Regions from separate parts of the Homo sapiens genome. Here region 2 is linked to region 1. The links are chromatin contacts, found by POLR2A ChIA-PET in ENCODE. All regions are on one chromosome and are shown on one strand. The core of a region is the stretch at or near the end of the contact, and the rest is flanking DNA. Distances in the headings are between cores, read along the strand shown. Region 1 overlaps URB1 (URB1 ribosome biogenesis factor). Region 2 overlaps EVA1C (eva-1 homolog C).

The links. ChIA-PET counts read pairs that join two places held with the same protein, here RNA polymerase II (POLR2A).
Region 2: POLR2A ChIA-PET joins it to region 1 with 29 read pairs in activated CD4-positive, alpha-beta T cell. The contact joins two enhancer-like sites. POLR2A ChIA-PET finds 5 or more read pairs at or near these places in 2 of 52 experiments (AG04450 and activated CD4-positive, alpha-beta T cell).

The regions. Positions count from the first base shown.
Region 1 is chr21:32,332,430-32,339,532 of GRCh38, forward strand. It overlaps URB1 (URB1 ribosome biogenesis factor), which reads right to left. Exons shown (of 39, transcript NM_014825.3): 26 at 6,278-6,471; 27 at 4,975-5,085; 28 at 4,665-4,728; 29 at 1,734-1,905; 30 at 888-990. Among named protein-coding and RNA genes, the nearest start is that of MRAP-AS1, 27 kb to the left of the region's middle. RefSeq lists an enhancer at 1,911-3,110. Within about 2 kb of position 3,927, at least 2 of the 41 ENCODE cell types and tissues checked have a DNase peak (open chromatin) inside an H3K27ac peak, as active enhancers do.
Region 2 is chr21:32,460,280-32,467,382 of GRCh38, forward strand. All of the region lies in intron 3 of EVA1C (eva-1 homolog C), which reads left to right. Among named protein-coding and RNA genes, the nearest start is that of EVA1C, 51 kb to the left of the region's middle. RefSeq lists an enhancer at 3,207-4,406. Within about 2 kb of position 3,277, at least 11 of the 41 ENCODE cell types and tissues checked have a DNase peak (open chromatin) inside an H3K27ac peak, as active enhancers do.

The sequences.
Region 1 (7,103 bases), core at 2,677-5,176:
GGAATATATAAAGAACACTCAAAACTCAATAGTTGAAAAAAGAAAGACAAAAAAAAAAAAAATCCCCAAACTCAAGTTAAAAAAACAAAAGACAAAAAAAAAAAAAAAATCCCCAAACTCAAGTTAAAAAAACAAAAGACAAAAAAAAAAAAAAATCCCCAAACTCAATAGTTAAAAAAACAAAAAACAAAAAATCCCATTAGAAAATGGGCAAAAGACATGAACAGACATTTCACCAAAGAGGATGTGCAGATAGCAAATAAGCCACAGGATGTTCAACATCATTAGCCATTAGAAAAATGCAAATTCAAGCCACAATGAGCTATCCCTGCACACTGTCAGAATGCTCCCAACCAAGAGACCTGACCAGCCTGGGAAGATCAATCTCAGTGTTTCTCAATGTGCGTTACATGGAAGTGTTTCTTTCTCTCCCCACAACCCATTCACCCACAAGGACTCCCACTCTGAGGCTACTAGACACAAAACATAATTTCCAAAATGTACTTAAGCCAAGAAAAAGGCAACCTCAGCAGGCTGACCCATTATCAGGACTAAAATCTCTCATTTCTGTTGGTATTTGACCAGTAACTAATAAAAATGCAGAAAATGTTCATCATTAGGAATTAGGAAAACATCAAAGACAATTGGACATTTCCAGATTTTAAAATTACAATTTTTTTTTTTAAATCACTGTATGTTCAAAATACTAACTGTGACTTTGCTGAAAATCACTGGAATGAACAGATGAGGATGGCTGAAGATCCTTTAAGAATTATTTCCAAGATTCAGGTCCTCATGTGGTAATTATGGCAATAATTACCATAATCAACCTGACCTCTGAGAAGTCATGCATAGCAAGCCCTGACCCAAGAGAAGACTGCAGTTACCTGGCCTGGTCAGCTCACTGAAGAGCTGAAGGAGAAAGCAGGGGTCATAGAGGCCATCAAGATCCACCCTGCTTTTGTCTTTGAATATCAGCTCCTGTGTGTCCTGAAAGAGCCAAAATCAACAAAAACGTGTGATTCAACCTCACAAAGGTAATACAGGTTGAGTATCTCTTATCTGAAACACCTGGGATCAGAAATGTTTCAGATTTTGGAATATTTGCATACATAATGAGATATCTTGGGGATGGGAGCCAAGTTTAAACACACAAATCATTTATGTTTCATATGCACGTAATATACATAGCATGCAGGTAACTTTATACAGGAATTTAAGATAATTTTGTGCATGAAAGAAAGTCTCTGTACACTGACCCTCAGGAAAGCAAAGGCGTCTCTATCTCATGTTAGTGCTCAAAAAGCTTCAAATTTTGGAACATTTCAGATTTGGGATTTTCAGATTAGAGATTCTCAACCTGTATGGCATAACTGTTTACCCTCTACTGCCAGAGCTCAAATTATTTTGAATATTTAAGGGCATAAAGCAAAGTGCTTGTGTAAAAAGCAGTGCTTGTACATGAAATGATAGGATCCTTGGGATGTGCTGCAACATAATCTCCTTGGGGGCAGGGGAACAGAGTGGTATAAACAGAACAAGCGTGGCCAGTGCAGATCATTGTTGCAGCTGGGCGGTGGGCTTATGAGGGTCTGGTCTCTATACCTTTATATATGATAAGATTCTTACTTAATAAAAAGGTAAATAACAAGAAAAACGAAGCTGAGGGTGCAGATGGAGCCCCTGAGGCTGGGGTGAAGGGGTGGGTAGGGACAGAACAGCAGCAGCCCAACCTCGGGGGGCAGCAGCCTCCGGTTCTGGGGGAAGTGCAGGATGGTCTGCATCATCCGGTCCCGGTCCAGCAGGCGAAGGATGTCCCCGACACTCGGCTGCTGCCACAGTGACCTGCCCAGGCTCCGGCACGTCTTGTGATGCTCCACGGCCGCTGGGCCCCACAGCAGCACCCTAGAGCCAGAAAAGGGAAAAGAGACTGGTCACAGAGCCCCCCGGGAACAGAATTAATCATGATAACAACAACAGGTAGCAGTTGTCAGGCTGCCAGTTCACACCAGGTGCTGTTCTGAGCATGCGACGTGTTATATCACTCAATCCCATCACAGCTTACGAAGTGGGTGGTGGTGATGGTGAGGCTGAGGGTGGGTGACAGTGTCAGTGATGACGACAGAAGCTGGTGTCTACTCAGCTGGCCCTATTCTAAGCCCTTCATGTAGATCAATTCACTCAATCTGCACAACATCTCCATCAGGTGGGTACTATTATTATACCCCTTGTGCAAATGGGGGAAAGAGGTGCGGAGAGGATTAAGCAAGTTGCTCAGCTGCTCACCTGCTCAGATGGTATGTTGCAGGGCTGGGATTCAGACTCAGGAAGTCTGGCTCCTGAGTCCATGCTAGAACATAGCGGCAGAATTCTGATCTCTCACTGCTCACATGTGGCCACGAGTGAACCAGGTCTGCCTACACAAGCCTTTCGGCTAAGCCCACCATGTGTGTGCTATGGACAACCTTCATACCTCAACCGCCACCACAGCTGTCAGAGGCCACCTTGCCTTCCTTCCTCCTAGAAAATGACTCCAGCCTAGCACTTCCCCCAACTCTCCTCCTCCCTCCCCCATCCACTGCCCTGCTGCTGCCCCGCTGCTGCCAGGCCGCTCCCCAGAGCCCAGCTGTGACGAGGAATGCTTCCCTGCTGTCTCCCAGATGGAATGGAAATGCTTCCATCTGGTACTTTCACCCTCCACTGGCAATCCACGTGGCCTTCCCATTGCCTGTTTCCCTGCACACATCCAATGACCCCGATAAGCCGGGCTACTCACCCTTTCCCCAAATGTCCTGAGTTTCCACTCCTGCATGCTGTTTCCTCCTCCTGCTGCCCCAGGCCCCTCTGCCCACCTCACCTCAATTAAATCCCTCTGACTCGCCAAATGCCAACCCTGGCACGAATCGGTCTTGAGCACATAGGGCCTGGCTCTTGGTGCTCCTGTAAGAGCTGGTTTATATCACGGGGCGTGAGTCAGCTGCCACTTTAAAAATGTCTAAATTTCTCACAGTCTGTTACCCTCAGCAGATGGGAAGACTGTATCTCATTCCCATAGGTTTTCCTGAGAGCACCAAGCCCAGCGCCTCCAGGCAATCAAGGAACATTATCTATAGAGCTAAATACTTCTAAACAAAATTCTTCTAAATACAGGTTCGCTTCTGTGCAAGTCGACAACAGTCACTAATGTCAGAAAAGGAAAGAATCATCCTTTCAGGAATGCTCGCTGTTCACCCCAGTTTCTGGCAGGCAGAGAGCCCATGCGCCAGGCACACCCGGCAGACTGCCCATCACAGACCGGCGGGAGAGCCGCCACGTAGCGTCCAGGATCCCCAGCTCAGCTCCCCGAGCTCAGGCCTGCTCCCTCATCTAAGGACGAGATGTTTATTTTGTTTGCGGAAATGCTCTGTGCCCCTTAGAGCCACAGTGCCAGTGAGCGGCACATCCTTGATTCGCTCTTCCCCGGCAGCTGAAACTAGACTCCCTTCACAGCCAGCCCTGTCCTGTGACTCCCTGGGCAGCCTCGCTTGGCGTTCTCTGCTGTGTTAGAGGTCGTTCTGCAGAAATGGGTAGCTGGAACAATGCTGCACTGTGATAAAACCCGCCTCCGACTTGCTCTCCCCTCTTCCTCACATAAGAAGGGCTATTCTACTCCAGAAAGGACATAACTGACATAGCACCAGCTCCGACGTCAAAAGAGCGAGGCTGCCGCAGGAGAAAGGAAAAGAGCTTCTATGCAAGCCCTGGGCATTCTTAAGAGACAGAAAAAAATGTTTTCATTTCCTTTTTCTTTCTTTTTTTTGTGGGGTGGGGAGGGTTGGGAGATAGCTTCTGGGCTGATACAGCTCTAATCTTTAAACAAAGTACTTTGACGTGGAAATTGTTTTCTCCTCCCTGCAAGCTCTCCTGAACAATCTTCCTTGGCCCAGTCAGCCCGCCTCCTGGCTGAACACACACACACACGTACATACTGAGCAGATGTTCCAGTGCTAGTCCCAAATGGCAAGGAGAAAAGAAGACTCTAGGGCAGCAAAGAGGATCCAAAAGTGCATTCTATCAATGGCACATTTGATCAAGCTCCTGCTTAGGTGCGGCACTTGTAAAGGTGAGGCAGGGCCCACAGGGAAAGGTGTCACACTCAGCCCTGCAGGACCAAAGCCCACCTGACCAAAAGACTGGGAGCCCAGGAAAGACAGACATGTACACCCACACCCACCTACATACACGCATGCACACACAGACACAAGCATGCATGCACATACAGACAAAAAAAAAGAGATTTTATGTACAGTTGAGCCCCCTGACACTTCCCCTGAAATCCCTATGGCATAAGTCAATCTACCTAAAGGCATGAGCAGAAAAGTTTTCAGAAAAATCAACCAAATGAGACACCCCAGTCCAGCTGACAGTGCACAACAGGGGCAATTCCAGACAGACAGGCACCCATCAGTCAGCTGCAGTGGCCCTGCCCAGATGCCTTATGGCATAAGGCCAAGCTTCCCCAGAGCACCCTATGCAGAAGCCAGTGTGAGTCAGGGGAGTGCTGCCTGCCTCACTCTTTCCCTGAGAACCAAAATGGAATGAGAGAAAATCTCGAGTCTGGAGCTCACTGTGTGGAGAGCAGGCTGTGACCTCAAGGCCTAGTCTACCTCTAGCCCAACACTCACCTGAAGTTGATGAGGCTGAGCTTGTTCTGCTCATACGCTCGAAGCAGAAGTAAAATCTTCTGATCTACAAGTCAAAGCAGGATCGGTTTAGGAAGATGAACCCCTGACACCCTCCTGCTGCTCCCACCACCTGCCCTCATACCCTCCCTGCTCAAATGGCCCGGTCCTCATATCTTCACCCTGCTTGCACCGCCTGGTCTCACTGTCTCCTCCTGCTCACATCCCTCCAGCTCTCATTCCCTATCTCTGCTCACACCCCCGGCCCTCACTCCCTCCCCCTGCTCACACTACCCAGCCCTCACACCCTCACCTAGGACGCTGAGAGTGGCGCCATAGGCCCCGAGAAGCACTGCAAAGTGGCTGCTCTCACAGACAGAGGGGCACATCTCCACCACCGTCAGCATCAGGTCCACCAGCGCTTCTGCAAGAAAACAACCCTGAAACACATGGCATGGTGGGGCAGACACACTGAATACCAGAAGAGGAGAGAGCCTTCCAGGCAACATTGAAATGCTGGAAATCTCCTCCTCTGAATAATACTGGTGTTTGGACTGCCATCTAATCCCTTCCCCGCTTATTTTTTTGTTATTATTATTTTCTTTTCTTTTTTTCTTTTTTTTTTTGAGATGAGGTCGTGCTATGTTGCCCAGGCTGAACTCCTTAGCTCAAGCAATCCTCCTTGGCATCCCAAAGTGCTGGGATCAGAGGCATGAGCCACCGCGCCCAGCCCCCCACGTGTTTTTCAATTAAGACATCTCCACAGTCACCTTTCTTCCTAGGCCTTTGACAAGGCTGAATTCAGTCCCTGCGCATTCCCCCTCCCAAATGTTAAGCCAATACAGATTTTCAATCCAGGCATGTTTTCCCCATGACTGTGCTACCAAAGCCTCTACTCTGTCTACTCTTGCCTGAATTGAATGGTGGAGCCCTTTTAGTTTTTCTACTACCCATACCAGTGATGTGGCTAATGGCTGTCTTCGACTTATTAATAGCAGTTTATTACAGTCTGACCCTGTGGTGATTGCTAATACTTCCGGGTGTGAATTTTATCTGTCTAAACAGAGCGTGGCGTCAGGAGGGCAGGAACCCTCGGATTATCTTCTCTGACATCCGACCTGTGAGCACTAAAGTGAATCCTTACTGAATTAGGGATGGAGCCTAAACTTAGGCTTTTGAAGTTCTTTACCACTGAACTGTCAATGGGCAAGTTCCAACCGTTTTCCCTTGATAAAAGTTTCAATCTTCCCAAGCAGAAATTTCATGCAACTAATCAATTTCTCTCAGGTTAGACACCCACACTTTTTTCCCACGCGTGACTTCCCCTCGATCCCAGATTTTAACATGAGCCCATGATAACGGCACTAAGATCTCAAACACAACTTCTGTAAGCCAGTTAAGGCCTTGAAAACAGGTTTGTATTTGCTGTTTGACCACAAGTCAGAGGAGACATTTCTTCACCCTGGATTTGACAGAAATAAAACATTCTGACACTGTCTTGGCAATGCTTCCTTAGCTCCGAGAGCCGGAGGGAGATGAGCCTCAGTGCAGCCAGTGTAAGGAAATCAGGAGATAAAATCTGGATACGGAATGGAAGGGCTGGGGTGAGGGGTCACCTTTTACTTGGCTGTCCGGGCTCTCCTCTCCGTCAGACGTCAGTAGAGTCGGCAGAAACAGCGAGTGCTGCATGAGCATCACGTAGACCACCGGGAGCTGGATGAGCTTCGTGCGCACGGAGCTTTCTGGGCTGTACAGGAGCTGTACGGCGGTGAGGAGCATCTTTAAAAATGTGTGGTCCTGGTACCGAAATCTAGGCGGCGAGAGTCAAAGGGAAAAGAGCTTTGCTAAAAGGAAAATTTATTTTACAGGAAACAATAAAGATTCTTTTTCTCAGTATTTTATTTATTTATTTATTTTTGAGATGGAGTCTCATTCATTCTATTGCCCAGGCTGGAGTACAGTGGTGCAATCTCAGCTCACTGCAGCCTCTGCCTCCCAAGTGCAAGTGATTCTCCTGCCTCAGCCTCCAGAGTAACTGGGATTAAAGGCATGCACCACCACGCCTGGCTAATTTTGTATTTTTAGTAGAGACGTGACTTCACCATGTTGGCCAGGTTGGGCTTGAATTCCTGACCTCAGGTGAGCTGCCCACCTCGGCCTCCCAAAGTGCAGGGATTACAGGCATGAGCCACTGCGCCCGGCCATTTTCTCAGTATTTTATTAAGAAAATGTTCAAACAACACCAAGTTGAGAATTTTGCAGCAAATACCCTATACCCACCATCCAGGCTCTACCACTGACACGGCACTGCATAGCTCTATCACAGTCTTGTCTGTCCACTGACACAGGGAGCACTTCTCAAAACAAGGGAGGGATGCAGTGCATTTATTTTCTTTTTTTTTTCTTTTTTTTTTTTTTGAGACGGAGTCTCGCTCTGTCGCC
Region 2 (7,103 bases), core at 2,027-4,526, 130 kb after region 1:
GTAATTTCCACCCCAAACAGCACCTTTCAAGAGAGGCTTTCTCTGTCCAAAAAACAACAACAAAAAACATCTTCCTCTCATCCTGCCACCCCTCTCTATCACAGCATCCTATTTTTTCTTCATAGCAGCATCATCGTTTAGATTTACCTTATTTGTGGCTTGTGTATGATTTGCACACACACTGCATCAGACTGTGAGCATGATGAGAGCAGGAACTCTGTGTGGTTCAGCATTGTTACCCCAGAGGAACAGGTGCTTAATATGTATTCACAGAGCAAATGTTCACCCAGCAGGGGCCAGGTCCTGTGCTCAGCATTGGGGAGACACAGGTGAGCACGTCCTCGGTAACCAGATCATCCAGTCCCGTGGGGCCTGATATTCACTGTGAGTTTCACACAAATATGTGCAAGATTCCAGGTAGGGTCAGGGCTTCATGGAGAGGCACTTGGTACTACGCAAGCAGCTCACAGAAGAATCTTTTTTTTGGATAGGGTCTCACTCCATTGCCCAGGCTGGAGTGTAGTGGCTCAATCTTGGCTCACTGCAACCTCTGCCTCCCGGTTTCAAGCGATTCTCCTGCCTCAGCCTCCTGAGTAACTGGGATTATAGGCATACACCACCACACCTGGCTAATTTTTGTATTTTTAGTAGAGACAGGGTTTCACCATGTTGGCCAGGCTGGTCTTGAACTCCTGACCTCAAGTGATCTGCCCGCATTGGCCTCCCAAAGTGCTAGGATCACAGGCGTGAACCACAGTGCCCAGCCTCATAGGAGGAATTGACCTTGACTAGGGGTTCAGTGGAGTCTTTTTGGAGCAAGTGATGATGGAGCTGAGAACTGCAGGGATGGAGGGCACAGAAAGAGTGCTCCATACGGAAGCCTGTGGCTGCGGGTTGCAGGTGCATTGGCGCAGCCAGCCACAGGGTAGGAGCACAGCACCAAGACAGGAGAGAGCACCAGCTGGGGAGCCGGAGTAGGGATCCTGAGTCCTCAGAGCCAAGGAAGGAGTTGGGGCTCTATCTATAGGGCAGCATTTAAGCAGGGAGGGTGCTGTGATGAAGTCATAAAGCCCCTCTGGCTGCCCCATAGAGAGCAGATGAGAGACAGAGCCCCTGTGTAACCTGAACACCAGAAACCTGAGCACTGCCATTTAGGAGGTGGAAGTGAGATTGTCTCCACACCTTCCTGCCTCTTTTTCTGCATCTCTCACACCTCCTGAGGCTCTTCTTCTCAATTCCCAGTTCCAGTCTGAGCAGGACACTGTGATTGTCCAAAGGCTGCACTGCTGCACCCTGTGGTGTGCAGAGCCAGTTCTTATGATGAGAGCCAGTTATGCACATGTCTTACCAGCTCTGCCTGTGTTCTGTGGCATCTGCCACGGTGGGAGTATTTACACCAGGGAAATGGGCAAATGCCACTGATCGGGTTTATTTGTTTGTCTTTACGGAAAGCTATTTTACCAGCAAGGCTCACCGGAACCTTCTTTTCCCTAATGTGCACTATGCTTCCTTCCTCAAAATCTCACCTCCCAAATTGCATCCCTTCAGGAAATGTAGGTTTCAGCGAGGCTTGGATTTAGGCAGTTCTGGGTTCATATTCCTTTCTGCTGCATATCGTATCTGCTGTGTGTTGGGCAGTGTAGGGACACTTTCTAGGACTCAGTTGTAACATGGGATTATGTCTCTTCTGCATAGGGCTGTTTTAAGACTGTGAAAACACAGTGTTGTATGTAACACGCTAGCACAGGACCATGGAGTTGAGCTCAGCAGTTGGTAGCTATTATTTCAATAAGCTGATTCAAATCACTCTGCTAAAGATATGAATGACTAAAGGATATAGTCATGCCTGTCATTTCAGCATTTTGGGAGGCCAAGGCAGGAGAATCATTTGAGGCCAGTCATTAGAGACTAGCCTGGGTAACATAGGGAGACCCCTATCTCTAAAAAAAAAAAAAAAAAAAACAATTAGCAGGGCATCATGGCAGGCACCTGCAGTCCTAGCCACTTGGGAGGCTGAAGTGGGAGGATTGCTTGAGCCCAGGAGTTTGAGGTTACAGTGAGCTATGAGCTCACCACTGCACTCCAACCTATATGACAGGGTGAGATTTATTTACTAAATAAAGAAATAATAAAAATAAATAAAAGTGACTATCTACATTTCAGCATCACTATGCACTGGCAATTGTATGCAATGTCAGTAATAAAATACTCCCATCGCGGCAGATCCTTCCTCTGCCCACCTTTGAAAGGTGGCTAGTGATGTGTTGGGAACAGGCACCCCAAAATCTGGCCATAAACTGGCCCCAAAACTGGCCATAAAGAAAATCTCTGCCACACTGTGACATGTTCGTGATGGCCATGATGCCCATGCTGGAAGGTTGTGGGTTTACTGGAATGAGGGCAAGGAACACCTGGCCCACCCAGAGTGGAAAACCACTTAAAGGAGTTCTTAAACCACAAACAGTAGCATGAGTGATCTGTGCCTTAAGGATGTGCTCCTGCTGCAGGTAACTAGCCAGAGCCCATCCCTCTGCTTCGGCCCATCCCTTTATTTCCCATAAGGAATAGTTTTAGTTAATCTATAATCTATAGAAACAATGCTTATCACTGGCTTGCTGTGATGATTTATGTGGGTAAATCTCTGTTCGAGGCTCTCAGCTCTGGAGGCTGTGAGACCCCTGATTTCCCACTCCACACCTCTATATTTCTGTGTGTGTGTCTTTAATTCTTCTAGCGCCACTGGTTTAGGGTCTCCCCGACCGAGCTGGTCTCGGCAGTGATGTGCTTTTGTGACTGTTGTATCGAAAAGAAGCAGAATGACCCACATAACCCTCTCATTTGTAGGTTGGTGCAAAAATAATCGCGGTTTTTGCCCATTGCTTTTAATGGCAAAAATCACAGTTACTTTTGCACCAACCTAATAAAATGAGGAGGCGGGGATTTCATTGCTCTTGTCATTTAAGCAGAGTCGTGGTTCTACCTTCCCAGGCCCCTGCCATCCTCCCCATCTAAACTCCCAGGAGAGTTGGCAACCCACTTCTGGAAGGCTGCCCACACCTTCTCTAATCTGAGACCAATTGAGAACTCTAACCCAGCTCTAAAACAAATTCTAGTCTTCTAAGAAAAGTAGCAATGATGTTAGTAGTTTCCTAATTTTTTATAATCCAGAAATGTCACTCTTATGTGGCAGTGAATTCGCACATTCCCAAGGAACCAAGTGACTCAACATAACACAACAGTCACCCCCAGGATGTAATGTGACACGCACAGGCCCCTCCGTTCCAGGAGATGGTTTGCCCATAATCTGGGGACGAAATCGCTGGAGGCCTTGCATGTGGGTGTTGCGTTACTGTGGGAGGGTTTTGTTGGCATCAAGGCTACCTTTAATGAATGGGCTTTAATAAATCAAAGAGATGTGGCTAATAAATGCGTTTCATGACATGCCTTAAACAAAACAAAACAAAAAAAAAACCTCTTGTAACTTTTAAATATTTTGATTTATAAAAAAAGAAAAAAAAAAGACTTCCATTTAAAAAGTTTCCAATTTGTGGAGATAAAGCTTGTTTTTGTCCTGCCTTCTCCCATCCTCTTTCTGTGCCAGCTCTGCCATGGGAAGGCATTCTTAACATTTTTCTGAGTTCTTATGGTTGGAAGGGGACTTTGGCTCTTTTGGTGTTTCTATCCAAGCCCTCTTTTCTGCATCAAAGGCCATCGTTCACTCTGGGCCTTTGAAGTCAGGCAAAATTTTGTTGTTGGTGGGATTTAGCATCTACTCATAAACTGCATATAAATGCCAGTGCGGATATGACTCACCAAAAAGAATCGAACCTTCTGACGTTCGGGTCAGACTTAGCAGTCTTTTATCTAGAGAAAGAAAACAAAACTTGCCTTGGCTCTAAGTTTAAGCTGTTGAATTAAGATTCCAGTGAGTGGGTAAAGGGCCTTCGAGACATTTGCTTAGTCACCATTTTCATTTTTCTTCCTCGTGGAGGTTCTTCCTGCGTGTTAAACTACCAGGGCAGGATAGGGATTTTGTGAGCATCTGTAGGCTGGCTTCTGCTCCCAGCCTTTCATTCATCTTGAATGTTCCCGTCCTCATGGATGAAAGGATAGCAACAAAGTTTGCCAGCAGCAGAGCTGGTGGTCCTCTTGAGATTCTGTAGTTTTCCTTCTTGTGGTCCAAAATTTTGTCTCACTGTTGTTTCTCTGCTTTTGGTACAAAGTCATGGAAATTTACAAGGTACAGAAAGATGGCGTTTAGGCCAGGCATGGTGACTCACGCCTGTAATCCCAGCAATTTGGGAGGTCTAGGTGGGTGCATCACTTGAGGTCAGGAGTTGAAGACCAGCCTAGTCAATATGGTGAAACCCTGTCTCTACTAAAAATACAAAAATTAGCCAGGCATGGTGGCGCATGCCTGTAATCCCAGCTCCTCAGGAGGCTGAGGCAGGAGAATCGCTTGAGCCTGGGAGGTGGAGGTTGCAGTGAGCCAAGATTGCACCCCCCGCACTCCAGTCTGGGTGACAGAGTGAGACCCCGTCTCAAAAAACAAAAAGGTGACATTTATATTTGGAAATTATTGTCTTTCATTTTTTAAGTTTGGAGCTTAGCATCACTGACACCAGGATAAGAAGATCCAGCCAGGTGCCATGGCCCTAATGTGTACAGCTCATGCCTTTCTGCAGGGATTAAGGTGGGCGTTTTCAAATTGTGATTGCAGCCCATGGTAGGAAAAGATTTTCACTTTTTGGCCCAGTGGAACACATACTCATATACACACAACTGAAAAAGAAATGTTTAAATTACAAAACAGTGTTTATACTTTCTTCATGTGATGCCCTTTGTTGTTTTCTAAACTACTCTATGCTTTATTTTCAAAAATTGCTGGTTACAACTCACTAATGATTTCAAGACTCATGAATGAACCTCAAATCACAATTTGGAAAACTCTGGCTTGAGGTGTGTTTGGGACCTGGAATCAGCCTGCACTTCCAATCCAGGAAAGAAAAGTGGAAGAACATGAGCACGTGAGAGGAGTGAGAGGCTGGGGTGGAAGAGGTTCTCTCTGGACAGTCTTCCCACCCACCCCAGGCCAGCCCATGACAGCCCAAGCAGTTCTTGCCATTTAACTCTTGTTTGCAGTTAACGCCAATGCTTGTTTGGCTGAAAAATGCACCTGTCCGCTATGTGGTTGCCATTTCAAAGTAGAAAACTCCAGAACAGTGGTGATAGGGTAGAGCTAGCATTTTTAAAAGAATTTTCTTTACAAAATGTTGGCAAGGATAAGAACCACATATGCAAATAAATGACCGTGGTCCCCTTTATATTTTGCTGAGCAAAATATAGTAGCTGGGATTACAGGCACCCAACACCACGCCTGGCTAATTTTTGTAGTTTTAGTAGAGATGAGGTTTCACCATGTTGGCCAGGCTGGTCTCAAACTCCTGACCTCAGGTGATCCGCCCGCCTTGGCCTCTCAAAGTGCTGGGATTACAGGTGTGAGCCACCACACCCAGCCGTGTTAGCTACCATTATTTAAAGATATCTTTATTAAGATATCATTTACATAGCATAAAATTCACATTTTCCAAGTGTACAATCCCATGATTTTCAGTGAATTTACTGAGTAGTGCAACCGTGACCACAGTCCAGCATGGGACATTCCCACCATCTCAGAAGTCTTCCTTGTGTCCATTTCTGTCACTCTGTGACCTCACCTTCAGCCTCAGGCACCCACTCATCTACATTCTGCCTCTAAAGGTTTGCCTCCTCTGAATCCTTCATATAAGTGGAATCATACCTACGCAGTCTTTTGTGTCTGCAGTGTTAGCTCTTACTGCTTTAAAAAATCAAATCATTGGCCGGGCGCTTTGGCTCACGCCTGTAATCCCAGCACTTTGGGAGGCTGAAGCGGGTGGATCACGAGGTCAGGAGATCAAGACCATCCTGGCTAACACGGTGAAACCCATCTCTACTAAAAATTCAAAAAATTAGCCGGATGTGGTGGCGGGTGCCTGTAGTCCCAGCTACTTGGGAGGCTGAGGCAAGAGAATGGCATGAACCTGGGAGGCAGAGCTTGCAGTGAGCAGAGATCGTGCCACTGCACTCCAGCCTGGGCGACAGAGCGAGATTCCGTCTCAAAAAAAAAAAAAAAAAATTCAAATCATTATTAAACATTTTTACTAATTAAATGGTTTTGGAGTACATTCTTTAAAAAAAAAAATAAACTGTGTTTTCTTCAACAGTGCACGCATAATGCCAACTTTGTACGACATTGCAAAGAAAGATTTTACTATGATAAGCAGATTAAACAAACAAACAAACTTTTCCCTGAATTCTTTGGGAACAAAGCACTACCTGGTCCAAAACATCCTAACCTAGAATGCACCATCAGCTTGACAGTCAGTTGTTCCTGGATTTACCAGATTTGGGGCAGACTTTTCATGCTTCTCTAAAGAGGGATTCTTAACTGACACTGTGCCTTGTTTTTGCCCCTTTCCTAGGAAAGGAAATGATTTGATTTGGTATCATACCATCTTTCTTGCTTTTTTTTTTTTTTAAATTAGAGATGAGGTCTTGCTATGTTTCCCAGGCTGGTCTCCAACTTCTGGGCTCAAGCGAACCTCCTGTCTCAGCCTCCCACCCAAAATGCTGGGATTACGGGTGTGAGCCACTGTGCCCGGCCTCTTTCTTGTCTTTTAAACAAATAAATGTAAGCCAGACATGGTGTGCATTCATATATTCCCAGGTACTTGAGAAACTGAGGCAAGAGGATTGCTTGAGCCTAGGTTTGAGCCCAAGAGTTCGAGGCTGCAGTGAGCTATGATTGCACCACTGCACTCTAGCCTGGGTAACAGAGTGAAACCCTGTCTCTAAAGAACTAAACTAAACTAAAATAACAAATAATACCTACATGCATGGGGATGCCAGTTGAGGGGCTGGAGGTGAGGTTTAACTGGGCTCTCTCCAGAGAGAGAAAGAAGCTTAATGCTTCTTTCAAGTAATTTCTGGTCTGTCTTTACCTATGTGGATCTCAAGCCAACATTTGAGAAAAGGCCCCCTTCAGTGAAGGAATGTGTGACCTTAAGTGGTGAGTGAGAGAA